Regions from separate parts of the Homo sapiens genome. Here region 2 is linked to region 1. Evidence: chromatin contacts called from ENCODE Hi-C or POLR2A ChIA-PET data. All regions are on one chromosome and are shown on one strand. The core of a region is the stretch at or near the end of the contact, and the rest is flanking DNA. Distances in the headings are between cores, read along the strand shown. Region 1 holds the start of CACTIN (cactin, spliceosome C complex subunit). Region 2 holds the start of DUS3L (dihydrouridine synthase 3 like).

Region 1 (5,525 bases), core at 2,070-4,569:
TGTTTTCTGTTTTTGTTTGTTTGTTTGTTTTCTTTTTAAGAGATGGAGTCTCGCTCTCCACCCAGGCTGGAGTGCAGTGGCGCAATCTCAGCTCACTGCAAGCTCCGTCTCCTGGGTTCACACCATTCTCCTGCCTCAGCCTCCTGAGTAGCTGGGACTACAGGCGCCCGCCACCACGCCCAGCTAATTTTTTATTTTTAGTAGAGGCAGGGTTTCACCATGTTAGCCAGGATGGTCTCGATCTCCTGACCTCGTGATCCGCCCACCTCGGCCTCCCAAAGTGCTGGGATTACAGGTGTGAGCCACCGCACCCAGCCTGTGTTTTGTTTTTTTTTTTTTTGAGATGGAGTCTCGTTCTGTTGCCCAGGCTGGAGCGCAGTGGAGTGATCTCAGCTCACTGCAACCTCTGCCTCCCGGGTTCAAGCCATTCTCCTGCCTCAGCCTCCCGAGTAGCTGGGACCACAGGCGCCCGCCACCACACCTGGCTAATTTTTTTGTATTTTTAGTAGAGACGGGGTTTCACCACATTGGCCAGGCTGGTCTCAAACTCCTGACCTCAAAGGACCCACCCGCCTCATCCCAAAGTGCTGAGATTACAGGCGTAAGCCACCGTGCCTGGCCTGAGGACTGACTTTGAATCTTAGAGAAGAGAGAAACCTTTGTGAGATTGATGCTGATACCAGTAATAGGACCCAAACACCTTACCAGCTGTGAACCTTCTTCAGGTCCCAGTTCAGCTCAGAAAACATTTTATTGTTTCCAACATCTTTGCAGCCCCCCAAAGTTTGTATTTGTTCTGCTAGAGCGGTTCCAATTCAGTCACGTTTGGACCCCTTGAAGGGAACACATTTATCTTGGACTCCCAGGTTGAGAAACTACATTGAAAACAAGATCCTGGCCAGGCGTGATGGCTCACACCTGTAATCCCAGCTACTCGGGAGGCTGAGGCCAGAGAATTGCTCCAACCTGGGAGGCAGAGTTTGCAGTGAGCTGAGATCATGCCCCTGCACTCCAGCCTGGGCGACAGAGCAAGAAAATGTCTCAAAAAAAAAAAAAAAAAAAAAGTAAGATCCTGTCTGTAAGGGAGCCGTTGGAACGTTTCAGCACAGCTGTTTTATAAACTGAACATGGAGGTGATCTCGTTGTTTTAAGTTTGTTTTTTGTTTTTTTGTTTTTTTTTTTTGAGATGGAGTCTCGCTCTGTCACCCAGGCTGGAATGCAATGGTACGATCTCAGCTCACTGCAACCTCCGCCTCCCAGGTTCAAGCAATTCTTCCTCGGCCTCCTGAGTAGCTGGGACTACAGGTGCCTGGCACTACACCCGGCTAAATTTTGTATTTTTAGTAGAGGTGGGGTTTCACCATGTTGACAAGGCTGGTCTCGAACTCCTGAACTCAGGTGATCCACCCACCTTGGCCTCTCAAAGTGCTGGGATTACAGGACTGAGCCACCGCGCCCGGCCCATGCAAGTGATCTCTTAATGTGCTGCAAGGATGCATCTGAATTTTGGGAAGCACAGGGTCAGGCCTTCGCTTTGTTTTGGGCCATCCCATCAGCATGACAACCCACATCTCAGGACCGGCAAGGTCATCATCTAGAGCGGCAGGAGATGGTCTCTTCTTCCTCTGTAAGGTTCCATCCTTGCCTTAACACCAAGCAAAGCATACAAAGCCAGCGTTTACGGGGATGTTATGAAGTTGTATTCCAAGATAAACGTTTTATTTATTTATTTATTTATTTATTTATTTATTTGAGACGGGGACTTGCTCTGTCGCCCAGGTTGGAGTGCAATGATGCGATCTCAACTCACAGGAACCTCTGCCTCCTGGGTTCAAGCGATTCTTCTGCCTCAGCCTCCCGAGTAGCTGGAATTACAAGCATGCCACCATGCCCAGCTAATTTTTGTATTTTTAGTAGAGACGGGGTTTCGCCATGTTGGACAGGCTGGTCTCGAACTCCTGACCTCAAGATCCACCTGCCACGGCCTCCCAAAGTGTTGGGATTACAGGCATGAGCCACTGCACCCCACTCAAGATAAACATTTTAATTTTCTTTTTTTTTTTGAGACGGAGTCTTGCTCTATCGCCGAGGCCATAGCGCAGTGGCACGATCTCGGCTCACTGCGACCTCCGCCTCCCAGGTTCAAGCAATTCTCCCTGCCTCAACCTCCCAAGTAGCTGGGATCACAGGTGCATGCCACCACACCCGGCTAATTTTTGTATTATTTAGTAGAGATAGGGTTTCACCATATTGGCCAGGCTGGTCTTGAACTCCCGACCTCAGGTGATCCGCCCGCCTCGGCCTCTCAAAGTGCTGGGGTTACAGGCGTGAGCCACCGTGCCCGGCCAAGATAAATATTTTAAAAGTTAGCTTAAATTACTATCATCCTCCATAAACAGGCCTTCCCAGCCCCGAGTGGTTAGAACTGCACGGGGTGGTGGTAGCAGCCACCATGGGCTAGGGGAGCTCAGGATGGGACATCAGCGTCTTCTAGGTCTCTGGCCTCCAGCCTTGCCCCTGAAGTCCGTCCTCCCACGCCAAACTTGTTTCAACAGCAAGTCCCCCAAACCCTGCTCACAACCCTCCCACGGGTCCCCAGCACCCACACCACAAAGCTGGGCAGCCTGGGTTGAGAAGGCAAGTGTTAAGAGTGACTTTCCCTCTCTGAGCCTCAGTTTCCCCGTCTCTAAAATGGGTTGATGGGGGAATACAGGGAGTTATCAAAGTTTTTGTTTTTTTTTAAAGCTTAACTCCCAAAATACATAGGTGTTCATTGGCAGGTGGTGGAGCATAACGATGACTCTCATAAGAAGGCTTTTCAGTTTCTGTCCCCGCGCCCGCCCTCTGCCCTCTGGAGCTGCCTGGCACCTAACACCTTCCCGGTTCCTCGCCTTTCGGGGACCTCGCTCCCCGGACACGCCTCTCCTCGGCCACGCCCCTGGCCACGCCAATGAAGCGCTACTTCCGACCTAGACCCGCTTCTTATTGGTCTCGCCTCGGCAGGCCCCTCCCTGCACAAGGTTCCTAGTTTGCCCTTGCCCCGCCCACAGTTTCTCAGGCCCCCTGAGGCGTGGGGACCCGCCTAGGGCTGCCTCCAGCACTGCCTGAAAGGAGACTCCGCCACCCTGGAGGCAACAATCCCACTGGAGTCAATCACGCGGTCCACATTTGCAGACGTAGTGGAAAGTCTGGGGTGTCGGAGTCCTTGCGGGCTGGGGCGACGGGATGGGTTGCTCTTTCCCGGCTCAGGCGCAAACGGGGCAGCCTGGAGAGCGCCGTGGGCGAGGAAGGCCCCCAGCGCAGGCTTCGGCTATTGGTGTTGGTGCCGCGGCCACTGGCCCAGCCGATGGGTCGGGACACACGCTCGCGCTCGCGGTCCGCGGGTCGCCGGGGCCGAAGGCGGCAGAGTCAGAGCGGGAGCCGAAGTCGGAGCAGGAGCCATGGGCGGCGAAACCGACGGCGCCGGGAGGACGAGGGACGGCGCAGACGGAGGCGGCGGAGCCGGGAGCGCAGGTGGGGTCGCTGCGGGAGCAGCGCTGGGGATCCGGCTCCTACCTCAGGAGCGCCCGACCGAGGGTTGGAGATCCCGGGGAACCGGGAAACCCCCGACTTACTCGGGGAGGGCTTCCTAGAGAAGGGGACAATTGACCACCGGTTGGAATTAACCTGGCAGCGGAAGGAAGGCGAGAGGCGTTCCAGGCAGGGGACCGGGCGGTTGGAGGGACAGCCCGGAGCCGGGTGAGCGAGGCGGCGGGGAGGTAACGAGAGATCAGATCATATCATATCGAGCCCTGTGTGCTCAGCACATTAGATCTTGGCTATTAGTCGGAGGGAAATGGAGAGTCTTGAGAGGAGTTTGGGTAGGGGAGTGACGTGGACTGACTTAACTCTGCATACTTTCTGGCTTTGAGGTGGAGAAGGGATGGAGCGGGGTAGGCAGGAGCGGCATCAGAGTAGGACGGCACAATTGTCCAGACAGTAGATGATGGCAGTCTCGATGGGAGGGAGGCTGTAGTCAACCACAGCGGGCAAAGTGCGTAGATTTCAGAGGGATTCTGGAAGTAGAGGAGACAACATTTGCTAATGGAGGTGGGCTGTGGGAGGGAAAAAGACTCGGTGTCAGCTGGCAGGACTCACAGCTGATTCCTAGTGCCTGAATCTCAGCTTCCCCATGGTCCTTTTCTTCTGGAGATGGGGCACTTGGTCGGATTTGCCTTGAGCCGGCTCCAGTACAGAGAAACCAAAATGGGGACAGGGACTGATTCCCAGACCGGGGCCCCAGTGCTGGCTCAGCCCCTTCGTGGCTGACACTCAGGCCAGTCTTGCCCCGCTCTGGGCCAAGTTCACTCATCGGTTGTTGGTTTTTTTGTTTGTTTGTTTTTGAGACGGAGTCTTGCTCTGTCGCCCAGGCTGGGGTGCAGTGGCACGATCTCGGCTGTTACCTCTGCCTCCTGGGTTCAAGCGATTCTTCAGCCTCAGCCTCCCCGGTAGCTGGGGTTACAGGTGCTTGTTGCCACACCCAGCTAATTTTTGAATTTTTTCGTAGAGCTGGGATTTCTCCATATTGGCCAGGCAGGTCTTGAACTCCTGGCCTCAAGTGATCTGCCCGCCTCGGCCTCCCAAAGTGCTGGGATTACAGGCGTGAGCCACCGCGCCTGCCCATAAGTCTTGTTAATGTCATCTTTGTGTTTTTTCGCCTACCATTTTCTGGTATTGGAATTATTCACAATAATTTGCCACTCTAGATATGTAATTAGAATTAATGTTCACGAAAATTCAGTTGAACTTGTGGCCAATATTTAAGGGCTCTGCAATGATTGGTTTCAACATAGTTTAGATTTTTTTGACATGAGCTTAATGGGTAGAGCATTTAACAAAATATTTGGCAGTTCTCTGTGTACAAAGACCCCTAAACGTGACTGAGCGCAGTGGCTCACATCTGTAATCCCAACACTTTGGGAGGCTGAGACAGGAGGCTTGCCTGAGCCCAGGAGTTCAAGACCAGCCTGGGCAACATAGCAAGACCCCTCTGTACAAAAAAATGTAAAGAGTTACCTGGGCGTGGTGGTGTGTGCCTGTAGTCCCCGCTACTCAGGAGGCTGAGGCGAGAGGATGGCTTGAGCCCAGGAGGTCAAGGCTGCAGTGAGCTCTGATCATGCACTCCAGCCTGTGTGACAGAGGGAGACTCTGTCTCTAATAAATAAAAATATAGACCTTGTCTCTAGTAGACTCTGTGTCTAGTAGACCTTGTCTCTAATAAATAAAATTAAAGGCCCCTGAACCACCCCTGAGGTTGTGCATCTTCCATTCCCTGCGCTCTACTCTGTTAACTCCTGTCCATCCTGTGGGACTAGTTCAAATACCACTTCCATCTAGGAAGCCCTCCCTTGACAGCCTAAATGTGTTCGGGTCCCCTGGTTCGTACCCTTATAATTCCTGCGCCACCAGCCCCAGCCACCTCCCTGCCCGCGCCTCCTCCCTCTCCCCCACACTCTGTCTCAGCCATACAGCCTCCTTGTTGTTCT
Region 2 (5,525 bases), core at 2,051-4,550, 2.2 Mb before region 1:
AGGGGTCTCCTCTCTAAGTGGCCAAGGCTGCTGGTCTGGAACTGCTGGCCTCAAGCGATCCTCCTGTCTCCAAAGGGCTAGGATTACAGCATTAAGCCAAGGTGCCCGGCCTTTTGCACTTTTAGATTCCCGGGTTCCACCGTTTTATTCCCAGGTTGTCCTACAGAGGGCAGCCAAGGCCAGAGATGGAAGACAAACTGCCCGCTCTCCCCTCAACTTTCTCCCAGGTCCTGTAAAAGCAGGTTCCAAGCCTGTTGTGGCCTCGGGCAAATCCCTTCCCTCTTTGGGCCTCAGTTTCCCCATCTGTTTTTGTTTCTTTTTTTTTTTTTTTTTTTGAGACAGAGTCTCTCTCTGTCACCAGGCTGGAGTGCAGTCGCGCGATCTTGGCTCACTGCAAGCTCCACCTCCCATGTTCAAGCGATTCTCCTGCCTCAGCCTCACAAGTAGCTGGGATTACAGGCGTGTGCCACCACACCCAGCTAATTTTTGTATTTTTAGTAGAGACGGGGTTTCACCATGTTGGCCAGGCTGGTCTCGATCTCTTGACCTCGTGATCCGCCCGCCTCGCCCTCCAAAAGTGCTGGGATTACAGGCGTGAGCCACCGCGCCCAGCCTAAGGGAGATACTTTTATCTGGCCCATTTTATTGATGAGGTGACTGGGGTATGAGGGGGCTAAATGAGATGCCCAATGTTTCCAGCTGGTAAGTGGAGGGGCGGGGATTCAAACTTGGCTGAGTCCAGAACCCTGAATTTCCTGTGCACACCAAAGCTTCTCCAGGAATAGGGAGTTTTAGGGGGCACAGCAGGGCTTGGTGGGGACGCTGGGAAATGCTGAGTAGATCCAGCTTTCCTTGGCGCACAGCCTTCCGTGGCTCTCATTTCACTCACGTAGAAGAAGACCAAGTCCTTCTCAAAGTGCACTGGGTCCTGCAAAACCTGCACCTTTTCACCTCCCTCCCCTGGCCTCCTCCTTCTGTCCTCCTTGGACTCTCTGCTCCAACCACATGGGCCTCCTCAATGTTCCTCCAACATGCCAGGACGTTTCCTCCTGCCTCAGGGCCTTTGCACTGGCTGTTGCCTCCACCTGGGACACTTTTCCCTCTGATATCCCTACAACTCTCTCCCACAGCTCTTCCAAATACTCTCAAACATGACCTTCCCCAGGAAGCCTTCCCTTGCCAGCCTGTTAACAACTGCAACTGCAGCAGTGAGCTATAATTGCGCCACTGTACTCCAGCCTGGGCAACAGAGCAAGATTCTGTCTCAAAAAATAAATAAATAAGTCTATTTTTAAAAATAAATAAGTAAATAAATAAATTTAAATAAATAAATAAACTCTGTCTCTCAAAAACAATTAAAATGTGGCTGGGTGCGGTGACTCACACTCAAGGCAGGTGGATCACTTGAGGCCAGGAGTTTAAGACCAGCCTGGCCAACATGATGAAACCCCATCTGTACTAAAAATACAAAATTTAGCCAGGCATAGTAGTGGGCGTCTGTAATCCCAGCTACCTGGGAGGCAGAGAAAGGAGAATCGCTTGAACCGGAAAGGTGGAGGTTGCAGTGAGCCGAGATCGCGCCACTGCACTGCAGCCTGGGTGACAGAGCGAGACTTCCTCTTAAAAAAAAAAAAAAGAAAAAAATTCCAACAGCCAAGGGTGGCATTCCCAATCCACCTTACTGCTTTATTACCTACTCACTTACGGTTTAATTTACTTATGTACAGTTGACCCGCGAACAACGCGGGTTTGAATTGCATCCATCCACTTATAAGTGGCCTTCGAAAAATAAAATACAGTTGGCCATCCGTATCCGCGGGTTCTTTAACCCCTACCAAATGCGGAGGCAGGATGGGAAACCTGCGGATACAAAGGGCGGATTTTTCCTATACAGGGATTCTGTTGGGCAACTGGGGGACGAGTATACGCGGATTTTGGTATATGCGGTCTTGGAACCAATCTCCAAAATTCCGAGGAGTATTATGTTTTTCGTCTGTGTTTCCGACTCCCAAGTTAGCTCTTAAAGGTAATGATTTCTCCGTTTTGTTTACTACCACGCCCCCAGCATCTAGCACAGCATCTGGCATACAGATGCTCAACTAATTATTTGTTGAAACTAATGTCCTGCATAAAAGTAGTGTAATTTACTTTTTTTTTTTTTTTTTGAGATGGAGTCTTGCTCTGTCGCCCAGGCTGGAGTGAAACGGCCGATCTCGGCTCACCGTAACCTCCGCCTCCCAGGTTCAAGCGATTCTCCTGCGTCAGCCTCCTGAGTAGCTGGGATTACAGGCGCCCATCACCATGCCTGGCTAATTTTTGTATTTTTAGTAGAGACGGGGTTTCGCCATGTTGGCCAGGCTGGTCTCGAACTCCTGACGTGCCCACCTCGGCCTCCCAAAGTGCTGGGATTACAGGCGTGAGCCACCACACCCGGCCTTATTTATTTATTTATTTAGAGACAGTCTCGCTCTGTCCCTCAGGCTGGAGTGCAATGGCGTGATCTCAGCTCACTGCAACCTCCACCTCCCGGGTTCAAGCGATTCTCCTGCCTCAGCCTCCCAAGTAGCTGGGATTACAGGTATGTGCCACAACGCCCAGCTAATTTTTTATATTTTTAGTGGAGACGGGGTTTCACCATGTTGGCCAGGCTGGTCTCAAACTGCTGACCTCAAGTGATCCGCCCGCTTCGGCTTCCCAAAGTGCTGGGATTACAGGCGTGAGCCACCGCTCCCGACCCCTAATTTACATTTTTAAAAACCCTAGCAGGGGCCGGGAACCATGGCTCACGCCTGTAATCCCAATGCTTGGGAGGCCAAAGTGGGAGAATCGCTTGAGCCCAAGAGTTCAAGATCAGCCTGGGCAACCTGGCAAGACCTCGTCTCTACAAAAAATTTAAAAATTATCCAGGCCTATTGGTGCATGTCTGTAGACGCAGCTACTTGGGAGGCTGAGGTGGGAGGATAGCTTGAGCCCAGGACGAGGCTGCGGTGAGTCGTGATCGTACCGCTGCACTCCAGCCTGGGCGACAGAACGAAACCGTTTCAACAGAACAACAAAGACAAAAACCTCCAAAACACCCTAACAGTTAAATTTCCTCAGTCCAGAAGCTGATTGCAGTCCAGTTCGCAATTGGCCAGGCTCTAGTTTATATAGGACCTGAGGCTCCACCCATGTGCAGGCACCGCCCCCGTGGCGTCACGAGCGAGCAATGGCGTCATTGGAACGACATGAGCATGCGCACTTCCCCAGCACAATCAGGGAAGACACGCGTGACCCGGAAGGTCTTCCCGCCACACTCCAGAGCGGATGTGAGGGGCGCCGATGGCGGAGGGAACGGCGGAGGCTCCTCTAGAGAATGGTGGTGGTGGCGACTCGGGAGCCGGAGCTTTGGAACGAGGAGTGGCGCCCATTAAGCGTCAGTGAGTCGCCGGGGCAGGAGGGAAGCTGAAGGGCCTTTTCCGGCACCCATAGCGCGGTCCGAGCTGTGCATGCCGGGAGATTAGGCAGCGGCTGAGGGCGAGAAGCCACCGGCTCTTCATTCCGGGCCGTTCTTCCGCCTGCAGGGTGGTCAGCGGAGGTACCTGAGATCGTGCACGTTGGGGCCTGTCACATGCGCGAAGGACACCACGTGCATGCTAGGGCAGGTGGGATTTGAGGCCAGGCCCGCGCTGCATACTGGGGATTGTAGTCCCTGCATATGGACGTACGGCGCATGTGCTCTGCCAGCGGCCGTTACTGGCGGGTCTTGGGGTTGAAGCGAGTGCCGCGGGGCGTGCTGGGGCCTGCGGTGTTTGAAGGGCCGAAAGGCGTGCTGGGAAATGTGGTGGCTTAGACTCCGCTTCAAGGCATGCTGGGAATTGTAGTTTTTCGCAGCCTAACGTGCGCAGGGACGTTCTTGACTGAACCTGATAATAGTTTCGCGCAACACTTTGGACAGTGAGGACCCAGGGACAAAATAGGTCTTTTTTGAGGCCGTGAGGGGCTCCCAGGCTGGGAGCTGGCTGGTTCTTAAGTAGTGAGCTCCCCATCAGCAGAAGGATTTAAGGACGTGCAAGTGTTTCTAGCCTCCTTTCCCCAGTGTTTATTGACTATGTTCGGAGGGTTTTCCTTTCCCTTTCTGTCGGCAGATACCTCACCACCAAGGAGCAGTTTCACCAATTCCTGGAAGCCAAAGGGCAGGAGAAGACTTGCCGGGAAACCGAGGTAGGAGACCCTGCTGGCAATGAGCTGGCTGAGCCTGAGGCTAAGCGGATCCGACTGGAGGATGGACAGACGGCGGACGGGCAGACGGAGGAGGCAGCAGAGCCCGGGGAGCAGCTACAGACTCAGAAGAGGGCCCGGGGACAAAACAAGGGCCGGCCCCATGTGAAGCCCACGAACTACGACAAGAACAGGCTGTGTCCCTCCCTAATCCAGGCAAGTGCGGCCACGTGAGCATTCCTGCCGGGGCAGGCAGGAGCAGGGTGTGTTTCCTGGCAGCGGGTAATTGTTAGAAAGCTCCTGGGCCTTCAGCAACGAGCAGTGAGCTTGCTCTGATGCCATTCCGTCTTCATTCTCCTCGGGATACATTGTAGGGCTTGTCATTGTTCTCATTGTATAAATGGAGATGCAGAGGCACGGTGAGGTGCCTGACTTGCTCAGGGACACAAGAGCCAGGAGGGGTGATCTAGAGTTTGAACCCTGGCTGCTGGGCTGCCCCGGGGTCTCCCTGTCCTCCCTCACTGCTTCCCTGTTTCCTCGCAGGAGTCGGCTGCTAAGTGTTTCTTCGGTGATCGCTGCCGCTTTCTGCACGACGTGGGGCGCTACCTGGAGACCAAGCCGGCCGACCTGGGCCCCCGCTGCGTGCTCTTCGAGACCTTCGGCCGGTGCCCCTACGGCGTGACCTGCCGCTTCGCTGGGGCCCACCTGAGGCCCGAGGGACAGAACCTGGTGCAGGAGGAGTTGGCGGCCCGCGGGACCCAGCCCCCGTCCATCCGCAACGGCCTGGACAAAGCCCTGCAGCAGCAGCTGCGGAAGCGCGAGGTCCGCTTCGAGCGAGCTGAGCAGGCCCTGCGCCGGTTCAGCCAGGGCCCCACACCCGCTGCCGCTGTCCCCGAGGGCACGGCAGCCGAGGGCGCTCCCAGGCAGGAAAACTGTGGTGCCCAGCAGGTCCCCGCAGGGCCGGGCACTAGCACCCCTCCCAGCAGCCCCGTGCGGACCTGCGGGCCCCTGACGGATGAGGACGTGGTCAGGCTGCGGCCCTGTGAGAAGAAGCGGGTACGTGTTGAGGACAACGTCAGTAGCAGATCTGTCCATCTGGTGTGCGTCTATTAAATACCAGCTGTGTCCACGTTCCTGTTCTAGCTGCCTGGGAGTCAGAGGCTGTGTGCCTTGAGGGAGCTCCTGGCTGAGTCTCCCTCTCTGTGCTCTGTCCTGGGCCCAGCCCTCAGGAGGTGGGGACAGAAAGAGCTGGACAGGGCCGGGGGCGGTGGCTCACGCCTGTAATCCCAGCACTTTGGGAGGCTGAGGCAGGCAGATCATTTGAA

Evidence for each region. Hi-C counts contacts between places; a loop is a spot of excess contacts on that map. ChIA-PET counts read pairs that join two places held with the same protein, here RNA polymerase II (POLR2A). Pooled maps may share reads with other maps.
Region 2: a loop to region 1 is called in a map of B cell, with 26 times the contacts of the local background. The contact joins the promoter of DUS3L here to the promoter of CACTIN in region 1. A Hi-C loop is called at or near these places in 1 of 168 maps with a recorded cell type or tissue (B cell) and 5 of 50 pooled maps. POLR2A ChIA-PET finds 5 or more read pairs at or near these places in 1 of 52 experiments (B cell).

What each region holds. Positions count from the first base shown.
Region 1 is chr19:3,624,584-3,630,108 of GRCh38, reverse strand. CACTIN (cactin, spliceosome C complex subunit) reads left to right here and starts at 3,319. Exons shown (of 10, transcript NM_001080543.2): 1 at 3,319-3,513. The coding sequence starts at 3,347. RefSeq lists enhancers at 2,986-3,355, 3,245-3,806, 3,807-4,368, 4,369-4,930, 5,157-5,525.
Region 2 is chr19:5,788,938-5,794,462 of GRCh38, reverse strand. DUS3L (dihydrouridine synthase 3 like) reads left to right here and starts at 3,300. Exons shown (of 13, transcript NM_020175.3): 1 at 3,300-3,419; 2 at 4,128-4,416; 3 at 4,744-5,256. The coding sequence starts at 3,322. RefSeq lists an enhancer at 3,118-3,577.